Regions from separate parts of the Homo sapiens genome. Here region 2 is linked to region 1. Evidence: chromatin loops called from intact Hi-C (ENCODE). Cell type or tissue: psoas muscle. All regions are shown on one strand. Each heading gives the region's core, and the rest is flanking DNA. Links, peaks and the distances in the headings are about the cores only.

Region 1 (12,204 bases), core at 2,833-10,832:
CATTAGTTCAAGATAAATTACTTCAGGATTAGGATTACATTTAATAAGTTAGTCATATAACTGATAATGGTGGTTACCAAACTAAAAAAAAAAAAAAAGCAGTTCATTTTGAAGTATATATGAAAATAATTTTGACTATATTCTTAAAGCACTTTTTAGTCATAAATCTAAATTAAGGGATTCTAGGTTCTCGTTTATAAGGAAAATTTTTTTCTACCAAGACCCTTTTGTTTTCAACGTGATTACTTTGTTTTGCCAAATGTTTTTGCAAAAATTGTTACTTTGTTTATTTATTTTACAATGTTGCCCTGTGTTTGGGACAGTTATGATTCTTTCAAGTGATTGTTATGGTCAATAGAGAGTACTGACCAATCCTTATATTCCAAATAGTATGCTATTGCTTTTATTTCAACAGTGTAGTACAGACCCTTGTATGTATATAGCCTGAGGTTGCCCCAGCTTTCCCCTGGGATGATTGCATCAGGGAAGACAGCTGAGGTTGGAGACCTCAGACATGGCTTACAGTTCTGACCTGCCATTATCTGTGTGGTCCTAAGGTTAAATCATTTCATCCTTTAAGGCTTAAAGGATGTTTGCCTCATTGCTCAAACTGAGATTGGGCAAGAGAATGTTCCCTGTAGTTTTGCCACTCTGTCTTCCTAAGCCTATCTCAAATCTCAGTCAAATAGTCTACCCCAAAATACATATCAGCTGTCTGTATGACAGTGGTATAAGGCCTGGCCCAATTATGTTGGTTCCTATCTCCAGCTAAGAGATTTCTTATTTTTATTTTATGTTTTTGGAGACAAGGTCTTGCTCTGTTGCCCAGGCTGAGGTGGAGTGGTGTAATCAGAGCTCACTGCAGCCTCCATCTCCTCCGCTCAAGTGATCCTCCCACTTTAGTCTCCCAAGTAGCTGGGAATACAGTTGCACACTACCAAATCCAGCTAATTTTTTAAAATTTTTTGTACAGATGGGGTCTTGCTATTGTTGCCCAGGCGGGTCTCAAACTTCTAGCTTCAAGAGATCCTCCTGCCTCAGCCTCCCAAAGTGTTGGGATTACGGGCATGAGCCCAGCCAAGTTTTTATGTTTCAATGACTCTTTATGTGAAAAATTCTTTATAGACAAGTGAATTAAATCCATTTTACCTTTTTTGAGATTCAATTTAGTGTTTTATTTTGCTTATGTTAGGTAAGCTGTCCATTTTAATGTGTGTTAAGCTTAAATAATTATTTTCCCTGTATGTGGTTTGAAAAACAAAATGCTTGTCCTTTGTGTTTATTTTTTCCTACCAGAGAGATGATGAGGATGGTGATGATATGGATAGTTATCAGGTATTGCTACTGCTGTCAATCCTGTGGCATGGGGCACAGCTACTGCTAATTGCCAGCATTCGCAAAGCAGAGGCCAGGGAGGAGGAAGGAGGGCCCTAGAGCGAGAATATGCAGTTTTTCACTTGCTTTTGATTTGCTTTATATGTATTCAAACACAATATTATTTCTATAGATGCCTTGTCAGTTCAAAATTTATAACTAAATATTGCCTTTTTGCTATGCCATCTCGATTTACTGGCTTATTGCTAAGCAAGACCATTATCACTGTATTAAAATGGATGATCTGGAGACTGATTTGAGTAATAATAAAACTCCTGTCTCCTGCAAATTAATTAACTAATTAATTAATTTAAAAAATGGATGATCTTAAAATATTGCAGTTATCCATCCATAATCTTTTAGATAGACTCTTATCTTTCCCATGCTAAAGTGCATTCTGCTCCTTACATCCAAGAGCTAATATTGTTGTAATATGCCATTTTACTTTACAAGACTTTTGCTGAATAGGAAAATTGGAGACATTTTATGCGCATAATTGTGTTTTGTTTAGCCAGCTTTCTTTTCTCATTTGGGTCACACTTAGTTCTCCATAACCTATAGAATTTAAATCTCAGCTTTTTCTGGTTGGGAATCTAGAAAAAATATATAGATGTGCAAATTGAGATTGTACCTAGTCAGCACTGACTGGCCTGATATCATGGAGTGTGGGGTTACGTACAAATAGTCAAAGCAGCAAACCAAGATGAAGCTTTCTGGGTTCGGTTCCCAGTCTTTGTACGGATTCTCCATACACATCTTCAAAGGATGTTTTCCCAGTGTGCCTTCCTACATGTAAAATGTGGGTACAGTGGCTGGGCGTGGTGGCTCACGCCTGTAATCCCAGCACTTTGGGAGGCCGAGGCAGGTGGATCACAAGGTCAGGAGTTCAAGACCAGCCTGGCCAACATGGTGAAACTCCGTCTCTACTAAAAATACAAAAATTAGCTGGGCGTGGTGGCGCGCGCCTATAATCCCAGCTACTCGGGAGGCTGAGGCAGGAGAATCGCTTAAACCTAGGAGGCAGAGGTTGCAGTGAGCCGAGATTGTGCCACTGCACTCCAGCCTGGGCGACAAGAGCGAAACTCTGTTTCGGGGAAAAAAAAATGTGGGTACACTGTTGGTAAAGTTTCAGAGGTCCAAGGGCTCTATTCTTGATGTAACGTCTTAAGTCTTAAACTAGAATTAGGCAAGTCAAAGAGCATTTTTAATAGAATTGATGGATTTTCTTTCCCTACTCATAATTCCACGAAGAAAAACCTTTAAGGGAAATATCAGTATCCCCTTGAATCTCAGCAATGCCATTGACTAACGTCCTGCGGCTGTTTGTGCGCTTCCTGGCACATTTTTCACAGTGCAGTCCAATGGCTGCCTAGGGGATTTCTTAAAGCATGGCTGACTGCATGTTGGAGTTTGCATGGGAGATTTTTGCTTAGCCTCGTGGTGGTTGGAAGTAAAATGTTTGTGGCAAGTTTGAAAAGTTCTCTGCTGACCTACTCTTTGCATTTCAGAAAATCTATGTTATCAGACCACTGAACTATGGAGCTATGAAAATGCCTGTCATTTTCCATTCCATTTGTTGTTACTTGGTTTGGGCTCTGTTCATGCTGTCCTTCTGTTTGGGATCACAAATCCTGCAATGAATAGCTACGATTTAAATATACATACACTCATTGTAAAAAAAATCTGACAGCTGGTATAGTTTGAGCTTGTCTTGCTTTTAAGTATAATTATCCTTCTGGAGATCCAGGGGCTCTGATTTCTGGGTAACAGCATCCTTGATCAACATGCAGTGTTACTGAGGCCTCTCTGCTTTCTTGCATATTAATCACACAGCAATGTTCAACAGCTTTTCCTAATGAAAAATTTCCTAGTTGATTTAAACATCTTTTAAAAAAAGAAAGAAAGAAATCGTTGTCTGTGCAGTCTACAGGAAAATATTTTCCCTCCCTGATGTTAGGAAGAAGACTTAAACTGCGTAAGGGAGAGGTGGTCAGATGCACTCATTAAACGACGAGAATACCTGGATGAACAGATAAAAAAAGTCAGCAATAAAACAGGTATGTGAGATCAAACTCTTTTATGGGGAGTAGCTTTTTCACTTTTACACAATGGCAGTAGGTCGTTTTCTTCCCCTAACTGGACAGTAGTATCTTATTTTTGTTGTTGTTGTTGTTGTTGTTTTAAGACAGGGTCTCACTCTGTCACCCAAGCTGGAGTGCAGTGGCAGGATCATATCTCACTGCAGCCTCTAACTCCTGGCCTCAAGAGATCCTCCTGCCTCAGCCTCCTGAGTAGCTGAGACCACAGGCACAAGCTACCACTCCTGGCTCATTTTTAAATGTTTTGTAGATGGGGTCTCACTTTGTTGCCCAGGCTGGTCTCAAACTCCCGGACTCAAGTGATCCTCCCACTTCAGCCTCCCAAACTGCTGGAATTGCAGGTGTTAGCCACTGCGCCCAGCCTGTTTAGTTTTGTGAACTTGTAACAATTATAGACATCAGTCAATCATATTATACATTGTTGGTTTAAGAGGCCTCCAAATTTGAAAGTAGTAAGTTTTCATAAAACTCAGAATTATCTCATAAAACTGTGACATTAAATGTCAAATTCAAATTTCGTTTTGATGAACACAAATGTGATCAATACCAGTATGTCAATACAAGGTACTTTAGGCACCAGGACCTAGGACATACAGCAGCTGAAGGGTCACTTCTGAAACCAAACCGCTTAGCAGGTCAGCACCTATCCACTGTTGGGCCATTGCCATGCACTCCGCTGGTTCAGGGTGGCCCCTACAACTCTATTCACTGCCACTCAGCTCCAAGGGTGCAGTTTGCTTATGCTAGCAGTGGCCACTTGGATTCTAGAGTAGAAATATGCACTTAAAATCCTTAGTCTGTCATCCAGACATCATGGTCCACTCACGGTGGTTGGTTCTGCAGCAAAGAACATACACATCATGCATGTTAATCCATTTCATGTAGAAGCTAGCAGAAAGTCTCCCTCAGGAAAACACCTTGGCTCAACATGTGATGTCGCCTTGTGTGTGTGCTCAGGCTGCTAATGAAAACTCACTTAGACTGTACCCAGGGAGCCCCAGAGTTGAATTATGAATAAGAGGATTTCAAAGTATATCAGATAAAATCCCTTTCATGATAAGCCTCGAGGAAAATAAAGGTGATTTTACAGAGTAAGATATATGGTGGGTTTTTTATTTTTTTATTTTTATTTTTGAGATGGAGTCTCCCTCTGTCGCCCAGGCTGGAGTGCAGTGGCATGATCTTGGCCCACTGCAACCTCCTCCTCCCAGGTTCAAGCAATTCTCCTGCCTCAGTCTCCTGAGTAGCTGGGACTACAAGGCGCCCACCACCACGCCTGGCTAATTTTTGTATTTTTAGTGGAGACAGGGTTTTACCATATTGGTCAGGCTGGTTTTGAACTCCTGACCTCAGGAGATCTGCCCACCTCGGCCTCCAAAAGTGCTGGGGTTACAGCCGTGAGCCACCGTGCCCGGCCTATGGTGTTTTTTAATCCTGTCTTTGTAACATCATGTATAGTTCTATAAAGCAGTGTCACATCCGTATTTCATTTGATCCTTCCAGCAAGTACATGAAGTAGATACGACTTCTTTTATCCCTGTTTGACAGGTTAAGGAGACTCATCTGTTGGATAACTTCCCCAAATTACAGAACCAGTAAAATAACCTCAGTCTCATAATTGCTGTTCCAATGCTCTTTCTGCTATTTCTGGCTTGCAGTTCCTTAAATTGGTGTTGAAGCCCCTCTTAGCTCCCTATGCATGCTCTTGCTTGAACTTCAAAGACTCAAATCCATTTTAGGGACATAGTGGATGGTTAAACCACTTATAGATAGCACTGAGTGAAATCTGTTTATTGTTTTTGTTTGCTTGTTTTTTGAGACAGGGTCTCTTGTCTGTTGCCCAGGCTTTAGTACAGTAATGTGATGATAGCTCACTGTAGCCTTGAACTCCCAGGCTCAAGTGATCTTCCCACCTCAGCTGCCTGAGTATCTGGGACTACAGGCATGCGTACCACCACCCTGCCCAACTATTTTTTTTTTTTTGGTAGAGATGGGGTCTCACTATGTTGCCCAGGCTGAAATCTATTCCTTGTAAACTGAGAAGTCATACTTTCTCTCTTGTTGGCATTGATCTCCTCATTTTTTTCTGCAGAGAAAACAGAGGACGATGTGGAGCGGGAAGCCCAGCTTGTGGAGCAGTGGGTAGGGCTGACTGAGGAAAGGAATGCTGTGCTGGTGCCAGCCCCAGGCAGTGGGATTCCTGGGGCACCTGCCGACTGGTAAGGCTGCCCTCCCTTCTGTGCAGACCTGGGGAGATGGTACAGGTCGCCTGTGGCAAGAGCCATGCAAGAGACTTTCCAGGATTGTCACAGAAAATGCCAACCAGCTGAACTACTTAGGGAATGTCCACTCATCTCTAATGCTTCCATCCCTTTTTTTCCTTCCCCACCGAAGCCAACTTTCTCCCACAGGAAGCGAGAGAGCATTGATTACCTGGCCAGGAATCACATACCACTCCTCTGTTCCTCTGCATAAGCAACTTGGACATTGTTCCCTGATGCCCAGAAACTCTTTTATCTTGGCTGGAAAGTATTTGAATAGGACAGAAAATATATTAGTGGAGCTATTTTTTTGGTAGTATTGTGAGAATTAGAGATAATGTATATAAAATACCTTATATATGATAATACTATCTTGTATATTGTAATGTGTATAAAACACCTTTCATACCCATTCATTAAATCCTAGCTGCTGCTGCTTATTCTCATTCTCATTTTTATTATAACATATCCAGGGCATTTAAGAGAAATCAGATTCCTTTTGAACACAGAATGTACATGCCCAGATAGTCTTTTTTGAACTGGCATAGAAACATTAGTGATAATACCTGCATCTCTAATGATAAAGGGAAAAGTAATCAGTTTCGTGGTCTGTTTTCTGAAACTAGAGACTCTGAATCTGCAGGCACATAATTCATAACCTGATGTTTCTCCCTGCAGTTCCTGCTGTTGTGCTGGAATCCTGTAGGTCTCTTGCGGTAATTCTGCCAGCCACTTCTTACAGACAGCCTACTCACCCCAATCTTGTTCTGGCCCTCAAAGCCCTCTCTAGACAGTTTGTCTCCTTACTTCAGTCTCTCTCGTGTAAAGTGTTTTCAAACTTCAGATCATCTTGAGTGTTTGTAACATGTAGGCCTGGGTGTCATCCCTAGTTATGTTGATTCAGAAGAGAAAGGAAGGACCCACGACTCTTCTTTTTTTATTTTTTTAAATAAGAATTTGCATTTCTAAAGGGACTCTTCACTTTAAGAGGCCTCTGAGGCGGTTCTGATGCAGCTGGGCAAGTTGGGTTTTTTTGTTTGTTTTTTGTTTTTTTGAGACAGGGTCTCATTCTGTTTCCCAGGCTGGAGTACCAGTGGCACGATCTTGGTGCACTGCAACCTCGATCTCCCAGGTTCAAGCCATCCTCCCACCTCCCAAGTAGCTGGGACCACAGGCCTGTGCCACCACACCCAGCTAGTGTTTTTTTGTTTTTTTTTATAAGACAAGATCTCCCTGTGTTGCCCAGGCTGGTCTTGAACTCCAGTCCTCAAACCATCTTCCTGCCTTTGCCTCCCAAAGTGCTGGGATTACAGGCATGAGCCACCATGCCCATCCCTGGGCCAGTTTTTGATAAAACACTGCTTGGTCTCTTCTGTACACAACCCTCCCTCCTTTCACACATCTTTCATTCTGTCCTTTGAGCTTTGAGCTTTTGTTTACTTCCTCTAGGCTCTGATCCTGTCCCGTTACCACCCTAACAACATCCCCCCTTCCCTTTACCTCTCATGGGAATTATTTTTAGAAAGGCTTAAAATCATCTTTGTTTCAATTAATTACATGTAACTCATATAACTGGAAGTTCTTTTATGTAAGTCATATAATTCCCATGATTTATGTCTACAGGGAAGTCAAGAAATATGAAAGTATTTCATTAGTGGAAACTGCATCTCCACCATGGTTCTCTTTGCTTCCACAGCTCTGTGGTGTTTTATCAGCTAACAAGATGTAAAATACATATTTTGTTATGATTAAATGTTGTTATTAAATTTAGGATCCCACCTCCTGGAATGGAAACCCACATACCAGTTCTCTTCCTCGATTTGAATGGTAAGTAGACACTTAAAGTCACAGGGATTATTGTATTTAACTAAGGTTTGTAATCTATCCAGATTCACATTATTTTGATCCTTAAATCACTCTTCTAATCATTCATGTGCCAAATTGGGTGACATTTTTGTTCTCATTAAACGTATATAAGCATGATATGTGGATAATCAAAAAAAGAGCACATAGGGTGATTGAGAACTGCATGCACGAGCATTAGCACAGTTGCTCTGAAACAGTGGACATAGAAATTACCCTGGAAAGTAATCACCCCTAGAGATTCTGAGTCTTTAGGCTTGGCAAGGGCCTATGAATCTGCATCTCTGACTAGTGCCCTTAACTCTCCTCAAATAGTTTTGATGGCAGAAGTGATCACACTATAACCCTGCCTTAGGGGTTGTCCTTCATATTGCAATTAGATGGAACCTGGGCAAGTCTAGAACAATGGTTTCCAATGTGCTTTAGCAGAACAATCCTTTTCTAAACGAAATATTAACTGGAACCCCATGTGTAGAAAACAACGGCAGAGTTGCTGAGTTTGCAGTGGGCAGGATCCTGGTAGATCCTTTGGCAGGGCCCTAGGGCTCCTCAAAACACAGCCTGAAAACCTCTGTTCTAGAAGGAAGCCCAAAATAATGGATGGAAGACACAGGGAGGGTGGCTTTGGCTCTTCATGTGAAGAATTTCTTTTTTAAAGCCTAGATGTTGAATGTATGCCTCATAAGATAGTGAGTTCCCTGTCATAGGAGGTATATAAACAAAGACTAGTTGGCCATTTACAGAGATTTGTGAGGGGCGAACCCCATATTGGATAGGATGTTGGAAGAAGATAATCTTCATATTTCTCCCAAGTGCTCAGAACTTTGATTCTAAATTGATTTCATTGCTAAAATCTCTAATTTATAGTAAGTTATTAAGTAGGACAACAAACCTAACAGTTTACAGGAGGAATTGACCTCAGAAAGCAGCAAAATTCTAAGATTTGTTTTGTTTTGTTTTGTTTTGTTTTGTTTTGAGACAGAGTCTCACTCTGTCACCCAGGCTGGAGTACAGTGGCATGATCTCAGCTCACTGCAACCTCCGCCTCCCGGGTTCAAGCAGTTTTCTACCTCAGCCTCCCAAGTAGCTGGGATTACAGGCACCCACGACCATGCCTGGCCAATTTTTGTATTTTTAATAGAGACGGGGTTTCACCATCTTGGCCAGGCTTGTCTTGCACTCCTGACCTCGTGATCCACCCAGCTCGGCCTCCCAAAGTTCTGGGATTACAGGCGTGAGCCACTGCGCTCAGCCTCCGAGGTGTGTTTAATGAATATATTTGTACCTAGGACAACAAAGAATATATTCATTCCATCTTATAGGAGACTCACAAGGCAACTTTTTGGCTCCTGTTGTATTTTTAAAGAATAAAAGCAGCCGGGTATGTTGGCTCATGCCTGTAATCCCAGCACTTTGGGAGGCTGAGGCGGGTGGATCATGAGGTCAAGAGATTGAGACCATCCTGGCCAACGCGGTGAAACCCCGTCTGTACTAAAAATACAAAAATTACCTGGGCATGGTGGTGCACACCTGTAGTCCCAGCTGCTCGGGAGGTTGAGGCAGGAAAACCGCTTGAACTTGGGAGGCAGAGGTTGCAGTGAGCCAAGATCACACCACTGCACTCCAGCCTGGGCTACAGAGCGGGACTCCATCTCAATAAAAACAAAAAAAGAATAAAAGCTGTGGGGCACGATGAGCTTATGCCTGTAATCCCAGGGCTTTTGGAGGACCATGCAGGAGGACTGCTTGAGTTCAGGAGTTGGAGACCAGCCTGGGCAACAAAGATGGACTCCATCCCTACAAAAAATTTTACAAATTAGCCAGGCATAGTGGTGTGTACCTGTAGTACTAGCTACTCAGGAGGCTGAGGTGGGAGGATCTCTTGAGCCCAGAAGTTCAAGGCTGCAGTGAGCTATGATCAGGCCGTGCACTCAAGCATCAGCAACAGAGCAAGACCTTGTCTCAAAAAAAAAAAAAAAAAAAAAACCCAAGTACAGTGGCTCACCCCTGTAATCCCAGCACATTGGGAAGTCAAGGCAGGAAGATTCATTGAGCCTAGGAGTTCAAGACCAGACTGGACAACATAGTAAGACCTCATCTCTATTAAACATAATGATTTTTTAAAAAAGAAAAAAAGCTGTTGTGAGTCTTGGAGTCTCTATTTCAACTGCAGAATAAGGAATGAAAGAAAAAAGAAAAATGTGTTATGTGTAAACTTCAACTGTAAAAAGCATATATTTAAATTTTTGGTGTTTGCTTAAAAACTGACTTTCCCCTACTGTTTTTTCTGTGCTCCTGATGTGGTTAGCGGATGACCTCAGTGCCAATGAGCAGCTTGTTGGCCCCCATGCATCCGGCGTGAACTCCATCCTGCCCAAGGAGCATGGCAGCCAGTTTTTCTACCTGCCCATCATAAAGCACAGTGATGATGAGGTAATTAACCCCCAAGTTTCTCTTAAAAGGCTTCAGATTAGCACACAAGGCTTGTGGGCCTGCTCACTAAACTGCTATGGTTTGCTTTGGGGAAAAAGACCGGGGACTTTAAAAAATAGAACATTTGTGTTGCTGTTTAAAAAAGGTGAGGAAAGAAATCTATTTGATTACAGTGAGTTGAATTTATTTTCTTTCTCTTGTATGTCCTGTAAAACTGCTACATCTGACTTTTGTCTTGTTTCCATCTCCTCATCATTCCCCAACTCCTAGGTTTCAGCCACAGCCTCTTGGGATTCCTCGGTGCATGATTCTGTTCACTTGAATAGGGTCACACCACAGAATGAAAGGATTTACCTAATTGTGAAAACCACAGTTCAACTCAGCCACCCTGCTGCTATGGAGTTAGTATTACGAAAACGAATTGCAGCCAATATTTACAACAAACAGGTAATAACGGGGCCTGATTGTGCCATTCTGGCTCTGAGCTCAAAAGATTTTTCCCTCTCTCTATCACAAAGCAGTGTTTTTTGGTGCTGTGATGTGCAAAACATGACCATCCTGGCCAAGTTATAGTCTGATTCTCATTTATCCAAGGTAGTGGGCATTAGGATAGCAGAGGTCAATGTCATCCAGTAAGGGCAGTTTCACCTTGACTGATTGGAGAGGTGTAATCCTACCAGGCAGTGGAGCTGTGATATTTCACTGTTTGAAAAGTAGAAAAACTGAGGCTGAGAGATTAAGTGCCAGGTCCAAGCAAGTGAGTGACAAAACCAGGACAAAAGGCAGACTCCAAACAAATCCCTATCCTACTGCTTTGACGGATCCCATCTCAGAGGTGCTGTCAGTGAAACTGATCCTCTCCAGTGTTGTTCTAGCCATCTCAGGAAAGACTGATTAAGCCCTGGAGAGATCACAGGAAGGCAGCAGATGGGAGAGAGAAGCAACCACAGAAATCCTGAACATGCTGCAGATTCTGTAGTCAAATTCCCAACTAACAGCTGGACGTTAGTATCCCTTGGGGTTGGAGACAGGGATTCTTAGCTTCAGTTTTTTCTGTTATGCTGAGTATTCTGCATTTCAAAAACATAGTAACTTGTAATGCTTCTACAATTTGTAAAATACAAAATAACTGGCTGGGCGCGGTGGCTCACGCCTGTAGTCCCAGCACTTTGAGAGGCCAAGGCGGGCGGATCACGAGGTCAGGAGATCGAGACCATCCTGGCTAACACGGTGAAACCCCGTCTCTACTAAAAATACAAAAAAAAAAAGTTAGCCAGGTGAGGTGGCAGGCGCCTGTAGTCCCAGCTACTCGGGAGGCTGAGGCAAGAGAATGGTGTGAACCCCAGGGGGCGGAGCCTGCAGTGAGCCGAGATCGCGCCACTGCCCTCCAGCCTGGGCGACAGCGAGACTCCATCTCAAAAAAAAAAAAAAAAATACAAAATAACTTACATTTGTCACATAGCTTAATACAGCTTTTTTTTTTTTCTACTAGAGTTTCACGCAGAGTTTGAAGAGGAGAATATCCCTGAAAAATATATTTTATTCCTGTGGTGTAACCTATGAAATAGTATCCAATATACCAAAGGTAAAATATATGCTACTTTAGGCCGGGCGCAGTGGCTCATGCCTGTAATCCCAGCACTTTGAGAGGCCGAGGCGGGTGGATCACCTGAGGTCGGGAGTTCGAGACCAGCCTGACCAACATGGAGAAACCCTATCTCTACTAAACATACAAAATTAGCTGGGCATGGTGGCGCATGCCTGTAATCCCAGCTACTCAGGAAGGCTGAGGCAGGAGAATCGCTTGAACCTGGGAGGCAGAGGTTGCAGTGAGCCGAGATCGCGCCATTGCACTCCAGCCTGGGCAACAAGAGCGAAACTCTGTCTCAAAAAAAAAAAAAAAAAAAAAAAAAAAAAAATATATATATATATATATATATGCTACTTTAAAAAATATCAGTATCTAAATAATGGAGAATGTGTTCATTCTCCAGACTTCTAAAACGTTTTCTCACCACACTTTGGATGAAAACGTTGTTCACATCAAAGTATTGTCACTTCCTTCCTGTCCTCGTAGGCAACTGAGGAGATAGAGGACCGGGAAACGCTGGCTCTCCTGGCAGCAAGGAGTGAAAACGAAGGCACATCAGATGGGGAGACGTACATTGAGAAGT
Region 2 (12,204 bases), core at 2,599-10,598, 150 kb after region 1:
CTGAAAATGTAGATCTCTAAATACAAGGATGCAAGTTTAGAAAGCATAAAAAGTAAAAGCAGTAAGTCACTCATCTTACTGCTAGCAGCTACCATTACTCTTTAGATGTAAACATTCTAGACTTTTCAACCTGCTTTTACCCATAACTACACTTTTAAGAATGATTTTTGTGGGCCAGGCATGATGACTCATGCCAGTAATGCCAGTGCTTTGGGAGGCCGATGTGGGAGGATCACCTGAGGCCAGGAGTTTAAGACCAGTCTGGCCAGCCATAGTGAGACCCCATGTCTACAAAAAAGTAAAAAAAAAAATGAGCTAGATGTGGTGGCATGCGCCTGTGTTCCTGGCTACTTGAGAGGCTAAGGTGGGAGGATTGCTTAAGCCCAGGAGTTTGAGGATGCATTAAGCTATGATTGCACCACTGTACTCCGGCCTTGCTGACAACAAGACACTCACTCTCTGTTTTGAAAAAGAATGATTTCTGTGGCTGCATAAGTATTTCATCATGTCACTGTTATGTAATTTATGTAACCATATACCCTTATTTAATATTTTACCATATAGGTTTTCAATATTATAACTGAAGGATATTTTCAATTATATTAATAGTGTGAATTTCTAAAAATGAAATAATTGCTCAGTTGAAAATTACTTTTTTTGATTAGTTTTGTAAATTGTTGTGTAATCAGATATTTCATGCAGTGGATGGGCTTGCCCTAGTTGCCATATCCTCTCCAGTTTTTTAGTTTGATTGTTTTGATTATCAGTCAGTTAATTGGACGATAATTATAGTTTATATTTTTTTGCCTTTTTATTGGTGGGGGAAGTTATATAGTATGGGAATAGTGTTTTTATCTCCTTGTAATGGCAAATTATCCCTGTAAAGTCATTTGTTTATTGAATTAAAGTGACTTTTTTCATGAACTTTTAGAAATTAATCCAAAAGATGGTTTTGAAAGATTTTTAAAAATGCATTTGAGAGTCCAGTGTTTTATTTGGCATAATGTTATTAAATTTAAAAAAATTACAGCTCATCATGTCACTACAGTGAACAGTACAAATTGTAAGAAGACACCACCTGAAGATTGTGAGGGTCCTTTTAGACCTGCAGAAATCCTGAAAGAAGGAAGTGTTCTAGATATTCTGAAAAGCCCTGGTAAGATAATTAAAAGATAAGCCTTTTGATTACAAACTCATGATCTCAATTTAATGTCATTTTGTATTATACTTTAGGCTTTTAAAAATTTCTGACTAGTTTGGTAGGAGATTTACTTTTGAATAGAGATGTAGTTAGGTGTAATTCTTTTGCTGGAAATATCTTACAAGCCAAAGGACTCTATACTAAAATGAAATTTCTAATAGGCAAGTGTAGGAGGAGGAAATGGATTCTCCATTAATAGAGGTAGGTCAGTGAGGAATAAGAGTAAGTAAACCTGATGATACACATAGACATGTCTTTCTCTTATGAGAGCACTGAACTGCCTTCTTGAATTATTCCCCAGTTTGGTAAATATGGAACAAGGCCAAGTGGAAAGCATCTGCTGAATTGTAACATATACATAGGGAGCAGTACTCACTTGAATTGAAGCAAGATTTGAAAGCTAGTAGGTAATAATTAGAAAGGGGATAAATAGTTCTCAGATAAGAATAATTTTTTGTTTGAAAACAGGATGTTCATAATTCCATTTATGATACATAGTATAAGAATGTAAAACTTGCCAGGCGCGGTGGCTCACCCTTGTAATCCCAGCACTTTGGGAGGCCAAGACGGGCAGATCACTTGAGGCCAGGAGTTGAAGACCAGCCTGGCCAACATGGCGAAACCCCATCTCTATTAAAAAGAGAAAAAATTAGCTGGGCGTCCTGGCATGCACCTGTAGTTCCAGCTACTCGGGAGGCTGAGGCAGGAGAATTGCTTGAACCTGGGAGGTGGAGGTTGCAGTGAACCGAGATCGAACCACTGCACTCCAGCCTGGGCGACAGAGCAAGACTCTGTCTTTAAAAAAAAAAGAAAGGAAAAGAAAAAAAGAATAAAAGAATGTAAAACTGTGAGATAATCTAATAGCTCAGAAAGAATTTAAACGTACCCACCAGATGTGTCCATGTGTAATAAGATAGGTTTTCTTAAAAAATAAGGTTGGCTTTTACAACAGGATTTAGGAGGATTCAATTTTTCTGGTCCAGCTCTCTCATTTTATAGATAAGTATACTGCCTACAGGAGTCCAGTAGCTTGGACAGTTCCATGCAGTTATGGTAGAACTCCAGAGTGCTTGTGCTGGAATTAACCAAGTAGTAGGCAAGCCTCAAATGTGTATAGTCTGTCTTGTGTATCTGGGGTTACACTTTGCATTCATGATGCCAACCTCCCCCTGCTCCCTTTTTACTTCTTAAATAGGAAATGTTTGGGGAGAATCTTCATTTGACTGAAATTAGGAAAATCTGAAAAAGTAGAAGAAAAAGAAATCTGTAATGCCTTGAGATGGTTACTGTTAATATCTTGCCAATCTTAGTGATTTAAATTAATCATAAGCAAAATAACACGTTGCCCACTGGGAATAACTCAAGCATGTGGTATTTTGTCCTTAAGCTAAAAATAGCTCTAGGCTGGATTATTTTGTGGAACTAGAAAACCTCTAATAACCTTCTACATCTTCTCTCCTTTTAATTTCTTTTTCTTTGGCGGGTAAGGCTGGAGAAACAGATCACAGATGGTGGTGTTGTGTGTAAGACAAAAGTTAACTGGTCCTAAGTAAACAATTACAAAAGTCATTCTCATGAGTAAAATACAGCTTGAGTGAATGAACTCAATGACAGCAGTTTTGGTAACAGAAGGACTTGCTCAGCTGATTTTACTGAAGGTAGAGAATACCACAGCAGTAGGTTATGACTGGACAAAATTCAAAGATGACATTGAAGCCATTTGGTGTAGCCAATGGAACACTTAAAAGAAGAAATGGATGAAGGAGAAAGAGGACTGCGAGTATTGTGTGTTTGTAGAGAGACAGAATATAGCAAAATGTGGATGGCAATAATACATATCAGTAAATTAGTACCATTGAAAGCATCAAACTAGAAATTCCTTGAAGGAGAAGGTGATATCCTGTAAACAAAACATCTTTTGTAGAATTTTAAATGGTTTAAGTGTAACTTATTAGGTAATTGATAAATATGATTACTTAAGTGAAAAACAATTCTTAAGTAGTTCATCTTGGATTGTAGTAAGTGTGCAGTGAGGTAAACGTCTTCTCAGTAATAATAATCAAATTAATGCTTTGATTTATAAAGCTTCTCTAACGTTGCACTCTCTCCTTCGTTCATTGTAGGTTTCGCATCGCCGAAGATAGATTCTGTTGCTGCTCAGCCCACCGCAACAAGCCCAGTAGTTTATACAAGACCAGCAATAAGTAGCTTTTCTTCTAGTGGAATTGGGTTTGGGGAGAGTTTAAAAGCTGGGTCATCATGGCAGTGTGATACATGTCTACTCCAGAACAAAGTTACAGACAACAAATGCATAGCCTGTCAAGCAGCAAAATTGTCACCCAGAGATACTGCTAAACAGACTGGAATTGAAACACCAAATAAAAGTGGCAAAACAACTCTTTCTGCATCAGGGACAGGCTTTGGAGACAAATTTAAACCAGTGATAGGCACTTGGGATTGTGATACCTGTTTAGTGCAAAATAAACCTGAAGCAATAAAATGTGTAGCCTGTGAAACACCGAAACCTGGAACTTGTGTGAAGCGAGCCCTTACATTGACAGTGGTTTCGGAAAGTGCTGAGACTATGACTGCTTCATCTTCCAGCTGCACTGTAACCACTGGTACCTTAGGATTTGGAGATAAATTCAAAAGGCCCATTGGATCTTGGGAGTGTTCAGTATGCTGTGTTTCTAATAATGCAGAAGACAATAAGTGTGTGTCCTGTATGTCTGAGAAACCAGGTATGTTTTTGGCTTTATGGAGTAATTTTGCTTATTACTTCTGTTGAACAGTTTAATTTATTCTAAGAATCCTTGTTTTAGATGTTTCAGGATGAGCATTTCTCATACATATTAATTTTTCTAAACTATCTTGAGGTAAAAATGTCTTGTTTGCAGCTAGATCTTTATGTTCAGTTAGGATAGGTTATGTGTTAACTAGTCTGGTATATATGACGACCTCCTCTTTTTGTACAGTTTTATCAGAAATTTCTTGTTCAAAGTTGACTAATACAGATTCTGAAAGATCTTAGAATGGGGTAATATTTCTCAAACCTTTGTACAGAGTAAAATATTACTTCTCCAAATAGAAATCAGGATAGCTAGTGGTCATTTACAGGGAAGGTTTCTTTAGGGGGTAGACTATAGTCGTTAATGAAAAGGCTGTAGCTGTTGCAATGATTGTAAATTACCAAATCACTAATTCTAATCTAGGCAGCCAGAAACATGGAGTTAGTTTTGAGTTTTTTCTGTTTCTCTGTTCAAAGTTGGAAGAATTAGTGAAGATTCATATTGAATCTTTAACTCATCCAGAAGTGGATGATGGTTTTGTAATATTATATAATTATATGGTACAGATGTATGATAACATGGATATCCTGGGAATTACACTGTTTTCAATGCATTATTCATGAATATGCAGTTTTGTGTCTGTAATGTACAGCTCTGAGTTACTAACCTAGACCTTTTGCCTGAGCCCTCATGCCATATTTCTGATTCCTACTGGATATTTCCCTATGAGTAAGATTTTAGAATCTTCATTCCTTTTTTTTTTTTTTTTTGAGACAGAGTCTCACTGTGTCACCCAGGCTGGAGTGCAGTGGCACAATCTTGGCTCACTGAGACCTCCATCTCCCAGATGCATGCAATTCTTGTGCCTCAGCCTCTCAAGTAGCTGGAATTACAGGTGCATGCCACCACACCCAACTAATTTTTTGTATTTTTAGTAGAGACAGGGTTTCGCCATGTTGGCCAGGCTGGTCTTGGACTCCTGACATCAAGTGATCTATCCGCCTTGGCCTTCCAAAGTGCTGGGATTACAGGCGTGAGCCACCATGCCCGGCCTAGAATCTTCATTATGAAATATTTTTGTCTTCCCATCTGGTTCCCCTGCTCACCTACAAAAAGAAAGCCCTTGATGTATGCAGGAAAGCAAAATTAATTTTAAGTTGAAGGGGAATAACAAAACTTTGAGTCAGGAAGTAATTTGTTACACATGAACAAAGGAAGCTCACATATGTATTAAAGAACTTGGATGTCCTCCTTTCAATGATGAACCATCATTTTCAGCAGAGGAGTGATACAGTCAAGTTTGTATTTTTGATGAGTCACTGGCTTTTTAGATAATGGATTTGAAAACAAAAAAATTTGGAGACCGGAAGATAGATTAGGAAGTGGTATCAATCATATAGGCAATAGGCCAGACACTGTGGCTCACGCCTGTAATCCCAGCACTGGGAGAAGCCAAGGCGGGTATATTGCTTGAACCCAGTTTAAGACCAGCCCGAGCAGCATGGTGAAGCACTGTCTCTACAAAAAACACAAAAATTAGCCTGGCTTGGTGGCACCCGCCTATAGTCCCAGCTACTTAGGAGGCCAAAGTGGGAGGATTGCTTGAGCTCGGGAGGTAGAGGTTGCAGTTACCTGAGATCATGCTACTGCGCTTCAGCCTGGGTGACAGAGTGAGACCCTGTCTCAAATAATGATAGGCCGGGTGCGGTGGCTTACACCTGTAATCCCAGCACTTTGGGAGGCCGAGGCGAGTGGATCACCAGGTCAGGAGATTGAGACCATCCTGGCTAACACAGTGAACCCCTGTCTCTACTAACAATACAAAAAATTAGCCGGGTGTGGTGGCGGGTGCCTGTAGTCCCAGCTACTCGGGAGGCTGAGGCAGGAGAATGGTGTGAATCTGGGAGGTGGAGCTTGCAGTGAGCCGAGATCATGCCACTGCACTCCAGCCTGGGCGACAGAGCGAGACTCCGTCTCAAAAAAAAAAAAAAAAAAAAAAAGATAAGCCAAGCTGTGCAACCTGTGGGCTGCATGTGGCTTAGGATGGCTATGAATGAGGCTCAACACAGATTTGTGAATTTTCTAAAACATTATGAGATTCTTTTGCGATTTATTTTTTTTTTTTATTTTTTAATTTGTTTTAAAGCTCATCAGCTGTTGCTAGTGTTAGTATATTTTACTTGTGGTCCAAGACAATTCTTTTTGTCCAGTGTGGACTAGGGAAGCCAAAAGATTGGACCACCCCCGCCTCCCCTGCTGATACAGGCAATAGATAATGTACTGATCGAACTGAATAAGGAATGGAGGACATAAAATTAAAGACGTTGATTTCAAGCTGCTGAAGTCAACATTCAGATGTATGTAATGTGACCAGGCATGGTGGCTCACGTCTGTAATCCCAGCACTTCGTGAGGCTGAGGCAGGCAGATCACCTGAGGTCAGGAGTTTGAGACCAGCCTGGCCAACATGGCAAAGCCCTGTCTCTACTAAAAATACAAAAATTAGCTGGGCGTGGTCGTGGATGCCCGTAATCCCAGCTACTTGGGAGGCAGAGGCAGGAGAATAGCTTGAACCTGGGAGGTGGAGGTTGCTGTGAGCTGAGATTGTGCCACTCTACTCCACCCTGGGCAACAGAGTGAGACTCTGTCTCAAAAAAAAAAAAATGTATGTAAGGCCTTTGGATACACCCTTTGGGTGGAGATACGGATTTGGGGTCATTAATCCATAGTTTTGATATTTGAAGTCATGAGAGTAGAGTTGAGTGTGTTCACTCAAGATGGCCTGAAATGAAAGTCCGCTAACTTACAGGGAGTGGCAGGAATAAAGCTTTTGAACAGTTAATCTTTTAAAAAGGTGCAACCAGAAAGGAAAAACAAAAACTACATGGCACTGGTTGCTTCAGAGGAAGATGGATTTCAAAGGAACAGGATCAGAGGTCTCAATAAAAAAGCTGTTACTCAAGCAAGAGATGGGTTAGTGGTGGGAGTAATGGGGGGGGTTCATGAACCAGAATAGCAGTAGAAGAGTCAGAAATTGATTGAAATAGATTTGAGAAAAATGTAGAGGAGGAGGAGTATCCAGCCAAGCTAACCAAGTAAGACAGTGGAGTCACCAACTAAGAGACTACAGTGACAAGCTCAGAAGTGTAGATTGCAGGTGTAGATTAGGAAACTGTTTTTTGGGGATTTAAAAACCACTGGAGTAAATGAGAGTTTGTGAGGACAGTGGGCCAAGATGGAACCCCAGGGAGCAATTTGGTTGGCAAGATGGAAGAGAACATACCTATAAAATGTAGAGATCAGTTAGGTAACTATGGAAGAGGTGGCGACAGTTGTAGGCCATCTAGAGAAGTAGGAATACCAGAATGAATGGCTTCACTGTCAGCACTATATTTTGGGCCTTACCAAGCCGTTCTTCCTGTGCCACCTCTCCCACAAACATGCTAGTTTTGCTTAAGATTTGTCACCTCTGTGTATCCTTTTCCTGCCTCTTAGTCATTTCTTCCTTCTTTGCACACTTGTTTTAGGTTGTCACTTGGTGATGGTGCCACTGTGCTTTTATTTTCCCCCTTTAAGACCATGAGCATCTTACAAGTTAAGCAACATTTTATTCATCTTTAATGTCCCCAGAACCCAAGTATATTATGATGCTTAATAAATGTCTGTTAAATGGCTAGCATGTAACAAATGTCAGGAATGTAGTAGGTGTCAAGTTAGATTGTGAAGTGGATGTGAAGTAGATGCACTTCTGTGCAAAAGCTATCATTCAGAGGCAGAGATCTATGCTTTCAAATCTTGAAATTCATATGGTCTGTGGCTGTGTATTTTATATGTTAGGATATTGCCTACAATTTACATCTTATGTCTTAGAATGCTTGCTGCTTTGAAGAAATTTGAAAAAGATTCTTAAGAAAAATTTAGTCTTTGAGCCCCTAATTTGCGAGCATGATTTTTTTTCTTAAACCACAGCAGTTCAAACATGTGGTTAAGGGGGAGCTCACCAGTGAGCAAGGTGATTATGAGCTGCTCATTTATAAGGTTAAAAGAAATCATTTATAAGGTTAAAAGAGAGGTCTATTCTTTTTTTTAAACAATGTAAATATGAACAGTTGTCTATTTCTGGCACATTCTGTGTTTTAATAGGAAATATTATTAGAAACTGAACACTTAAACTTAGCAGTGCCATTAAGATACTGACATACTGTAAATTAAAATTTTCATGAAATCTCCCCCCACTCCCCGTTTTTTTTTTTTTTTTTAGGAAGTTCAGTACCTGCTTCAAGTAGCAGCACTGTACCTGTCTCTCTGCCTTCTGGAGGCTCTCTAGGATTGGAAAAGTTCAAGAAACCCGAGGGAAGCTGGGACTGTGAATTGTGCCTAGTGCAGAATAAGGCAGACTCTACCAAATGTTTGGCATGTGAAAGTGCAAAGCCAGGCACAAAATCTGGGTTTAAAGGTAAGGCCAAAAAAATAAAAATAAAGGTGATGGTAAAGCGCCTTTTTGTAAGGCCATTTAAAAATGAAGTATTTGAGAACAGCTTCAGTGTTCACTCATTCTCTCTTGAAAATTAATATAAAATGAGATTATCCTGAGATGTTTTAGTTATATCTGTTTCTGAATATTGTAAGGTCATATTAGTTGCTTGTCAACAGTGAGGTATCTTTTCTCCAGGTGGGAAAAAAAATTTCTTGTGTCATTGAGCCTCAGAGAGTTTTTGTTTTTTGTTTTTAACTGCTAGCCCCCTAGGTGAACTGTTCTTTGTTTTTTTGTTTGTTTGTTTTTTTGTTTGTTTGTTTGTTTGTTTTTGAGACAGTTTTGTTCTTTTGCCCAGGCTGGAGTACGGGGGCGCGATCTCTGCTCACTGCAATCTCCGCCTCCCAGGTTCAAGCAATTCCCTGCCTCAGCCTCCCAAGTAGCTGGGATTACAGGTGTGAGCCACCGCGCCCAGATGAACTTACTGACTTTTATTTGACTGGGAATACACCTCTAAATTAAAAGCGATACAGGCTGTGGCTTTGGTTTCCCAAAGTAGGTCCCAGGAAAAGAACTCTTAATATTTTACTATATAAGTACAAAGGAAGACTCCCTCAAAGTAATTAATCCTAAACTAACTGGAGGCCAGATTTTTGTGTTTTTTTTGAGATGGTGTCTTGCTCTGTCGCCCAGGCCGGAGTGCAGTGGCCGATCTCTGCTCACTGCAAGCTCCGCCTCCTGGGTTCATGCCATTCTCCTGCTTCAGCCTCCCGAGTAGCTGGGACTACAGGAACCTGCCACCACGCCTAGCTAATTTTTTGTGTTTTTAGTAGAGACGGGGGTTTCACCATGTTAGCCAGGATGGTCTCAATCTCCTGACTTCGTGATCCACCCGCCTCGGCCTCCCAAAGTGCTGGGATTACAGGCGTGAGCCAACACGCCTGGTCTGGAGGCCAGATTTTTCAAGTCTTCTGTAAAAGAGTAAGCCCGCAAGGAGAAAATGTGTGAGGATTAATGTCTTGAAACAACTCAGACAGATATTTCATCTTCTTACTTATAAGTTGTAGCTAAATAAAGTGTACTCAGTGGACAGAGTGTAGACCCCTAGAACGGTGAGAGGATGGGATGGGGGGTAGATGATGAGAAATTAATTAATGGGCACAATGTACATTATTTGGGTGATGAATATACTAAAAGCCCAAACTTCACTGCCAGGCAACATATCCATGTAACAAAATTGCACTGGTAATCCTTAAATTTATACAAATTAAACAAAAATAATAGCAAGCTTTATCTACTTTGTAATTAGCTTTCAAACTCTTGATTGCAAACCAAAAGTCAGGAATAAACCTTTTATATTGTGAGCCATCACCTGCACAGCGTATATGTCTATATGATTGAAATCTGTTTTGCAAAATAATACTTGCCTCTGGTAGGTGTAAGGTTCCCTGGTATTTTCTGTTTTATTTTATTTTAAAAGAGAAGTGCTGGTTGCAGCCTGCTAAATTAATTGATGATTAATGGTATACAACTAGCAGTTTGAAAAACACTGCATTTAAGTGTTTTAGAAGTTTGTGCTTTCTGGTTCATTTTATCTCTTTCTGTAGCTGTTAATTCATGCTCCCCTTTTTATACTGTTCTCTACCTGTAGTGTGGTAATCACCATACTTTTAAGTATCTTAGTACTTCTTAATGATCCTTGTTTTGAGCCAGTAGGTCAAGTACTTCATTTCTGATTTCCTTAGCTGCAGAAAAGCATTATGAAACCAAGACTTTGATCTTGTCAGTATAATGCTTGCTCTCTTCTCTTTTCTCTTCTCTCCTCTCTCTTCTCTCCTGTCTTCTCTCTTCTCTCCTCTCCCCTCTCCCCTCTCCCCTCCCTTCTCCCCTCCCCTCTCCCCTCTTGTCTCCCCTCCCCTCTCGTCTCCCGTCTCCTCTGCTCTCCTCTGTTTTCTTTTCTTTATTTATTTTGAAGTGGAGTCTCACTGTTGACCGGGCTGGAGTGCTGTGGCGCAATCTTGGCTCACTGCAACTTCTACCTCCCGGGCTCAAGCAATTCTCCTGCCTCAGCCTCTCAAGCAGCTGAGACTACAGGCACAGACCACCATGCCTGGCTGATTTTTTTTGTATTTTTAGTAGAGATGGGGTTTCGCCATGTTGGCCAGGCTGGTCTTGAACTCCTGACCTCGGGTGATCTGCCCGCCTTGGCCTCCCAAAGTGCTGGGATTCCAAGCGTGAGCTACCACGCCCAGTCTGATGTTTAACTTTATAAACATTGCTTCAACTCTGTAATTCTTCTGTTTTTCTGTTGCCTTCCTTTTTTAAATGCTTGAGTGAATAACACATTTATTCACAAGATTTAAAAATCAAGAAATTGTGACAAGGTTCAATCTCTTCTCTCCATTGTCTCTTTTTCCACCTTCCCTCCCACTTCCAAATGTAACTGTGGTTAGTTTCTTGTAAATCTTTCAAAGTTTCTTTATGCCCATCCAAGGCAAACATACATACCCCTATATATTCTTACTTCCTTTTACCTTGTTAGAAAAGTCTGTATACCGCACTCCCTTTCTGCCCCTTTGATTTTATCAGGGATTATCTTGGACACATCTTTGTTCTTCCTTCTTCGTTTATAGCTGCCTGGATTGCATATGGCATTTTGCATGTCTATGAGTTTATCTTTAAAACAAACTCCAGCTATAGAATTGCAAGGTCAAAGGGTATATGCATTTGTAATTTTCGGTAACTATTGACAGATTGCTCTCTATGAGTTTTGTGTTCATTTATACACCCACCTGCAATGTGTAGCCTGTTACTTCCAGTCTCATCACTAGTACAAACTTTATCAAACTTTATCGCAGCCAGTCTGATAAATGAAAAGTGGCTTGTCAGGATAGTTGTGAGGATTGAGATATCATTCTCATACCGACTAAATATAGGTCACCTTGGATTATGTTTACAGCTGCTGGTAATACTCTTCAAAGTAGGCCCTTTCAAAGTTACTCCTATGTTTCTTTGGCTTTCACAGTGTTTACATTTTGTTTGAGAGGATCAGTACATTGAGTGTCTATGTGGTGTCTTTTATATTTTTGTAGGCTTTGACACATCTTCCTCATCTTCGAACTCAGCAGCCTCCTCATCCTTCAAATTTGGTGTCTCATCATCCTCTTCTGGGCCTTCTCAGACTTTAACAAGCACTGGAAATTTTAAATTTGGAGATCAGGGAGGATTCAAAATAGGTGTGTCATCCGATTCTGGGTCTATAAACCCCATGAGTGAAGGCTTTAAATTTTCTAAACCAATAGGAGATTTTAAATTTGGAGTTTCATCTGAATCTAAGCCCGAAGAAGTTAAAAAAGATAGTAAGAATGATAATTTTAAGTTTGGACTTTCTTCTGGTTTAAGCAACCCAGTTTCTTTAACTCCATTTCAATTTGGGGTATCTAATCTTGGACAGGAAGAAAAGAAAGAGGAACTGCCCAAATCTTCCTCTGCAGGTTTTAGCTTTGGTACAGGTGTTATTAACTCCACCCCTGCTCCTGCTAACACCATAGTGACCTCTGAGAACAAGAGCAGCTTCAACCTTGGAACCATAGAAACCAAGAGTGCTTCAGTGGCTCCTTTCACATGTAAGACATCAGAAGCTAAAAAAGAAGAAATGCCTGCCACCAAAGGAGGATTCTCTTTTGGCAACGTGGAGCCTGCCTCTCTGCCATCTGCCTCAGTGTTTGTTTTGGGAAGGAC

The links. Hi-C counts contacts between places; a loop is a spot of excess contacts. Peaks named below come from ENCODE experiments on the same cell type or tissue, not always from the same donor. Only the 100,000 strongest peaks of a DNase experiment are listed, where the experiment ranks them.
Region 2: a loop joins it to region 1, with 2.0 times the contacts of the local background. A loop is called at or near these places in 4 of 110 quality-filtered maps.

Annotation. Positions count from the first base shown.
Region 1 is chr6:17,779,003-17,791,206 of GRCh38, reverse strand. KIF13A (kinesin family member 13A) reads left to right here. Exons shown (of 39, transcript NM_022113.6): 26 at 1,297-1,335; 27 at 3,332-3,431; 28 at 5,566-5,692; 29 at 7,506-7,561; 30 at 9,906-10,030; 31 at 10,301-10,477; 32 at 11,523-11,615; 33 at 12,108-12,204. Among named protein-coding and RNA genes, the nearest start is that of NUP153-AS1, 78 kb to the right of the region's middle. In psoas muscle, for the core only: no CTCF peak of the experiment used is centred there; no DNase peak of the experiment used is centred there.
Region 2 is chr6:17,628,891-17,641,094 of GRCh38, reverse strand. NUP153 (nucleoporin 153) reads left to right here. Exons shown (of 22, transcript NM_005124.4): 15 at 1,031-1,156; 16 at 3,325-3,942; 17 at 8,251-8,445; 18 at 11,556-12,204. Among named protein-coding and RNA genes, the nearest start is that of FAM8A1, 35 kb to the right of the region's middle. RefSeq lists silencers at 2,151-2,351, 7,511-7,711. In psoas muscle, for the core only: no CTCF peak of the experiment used is centred there; no DNase peak of the experiment used is centred there; H3K27ac peaks cover 475 bases.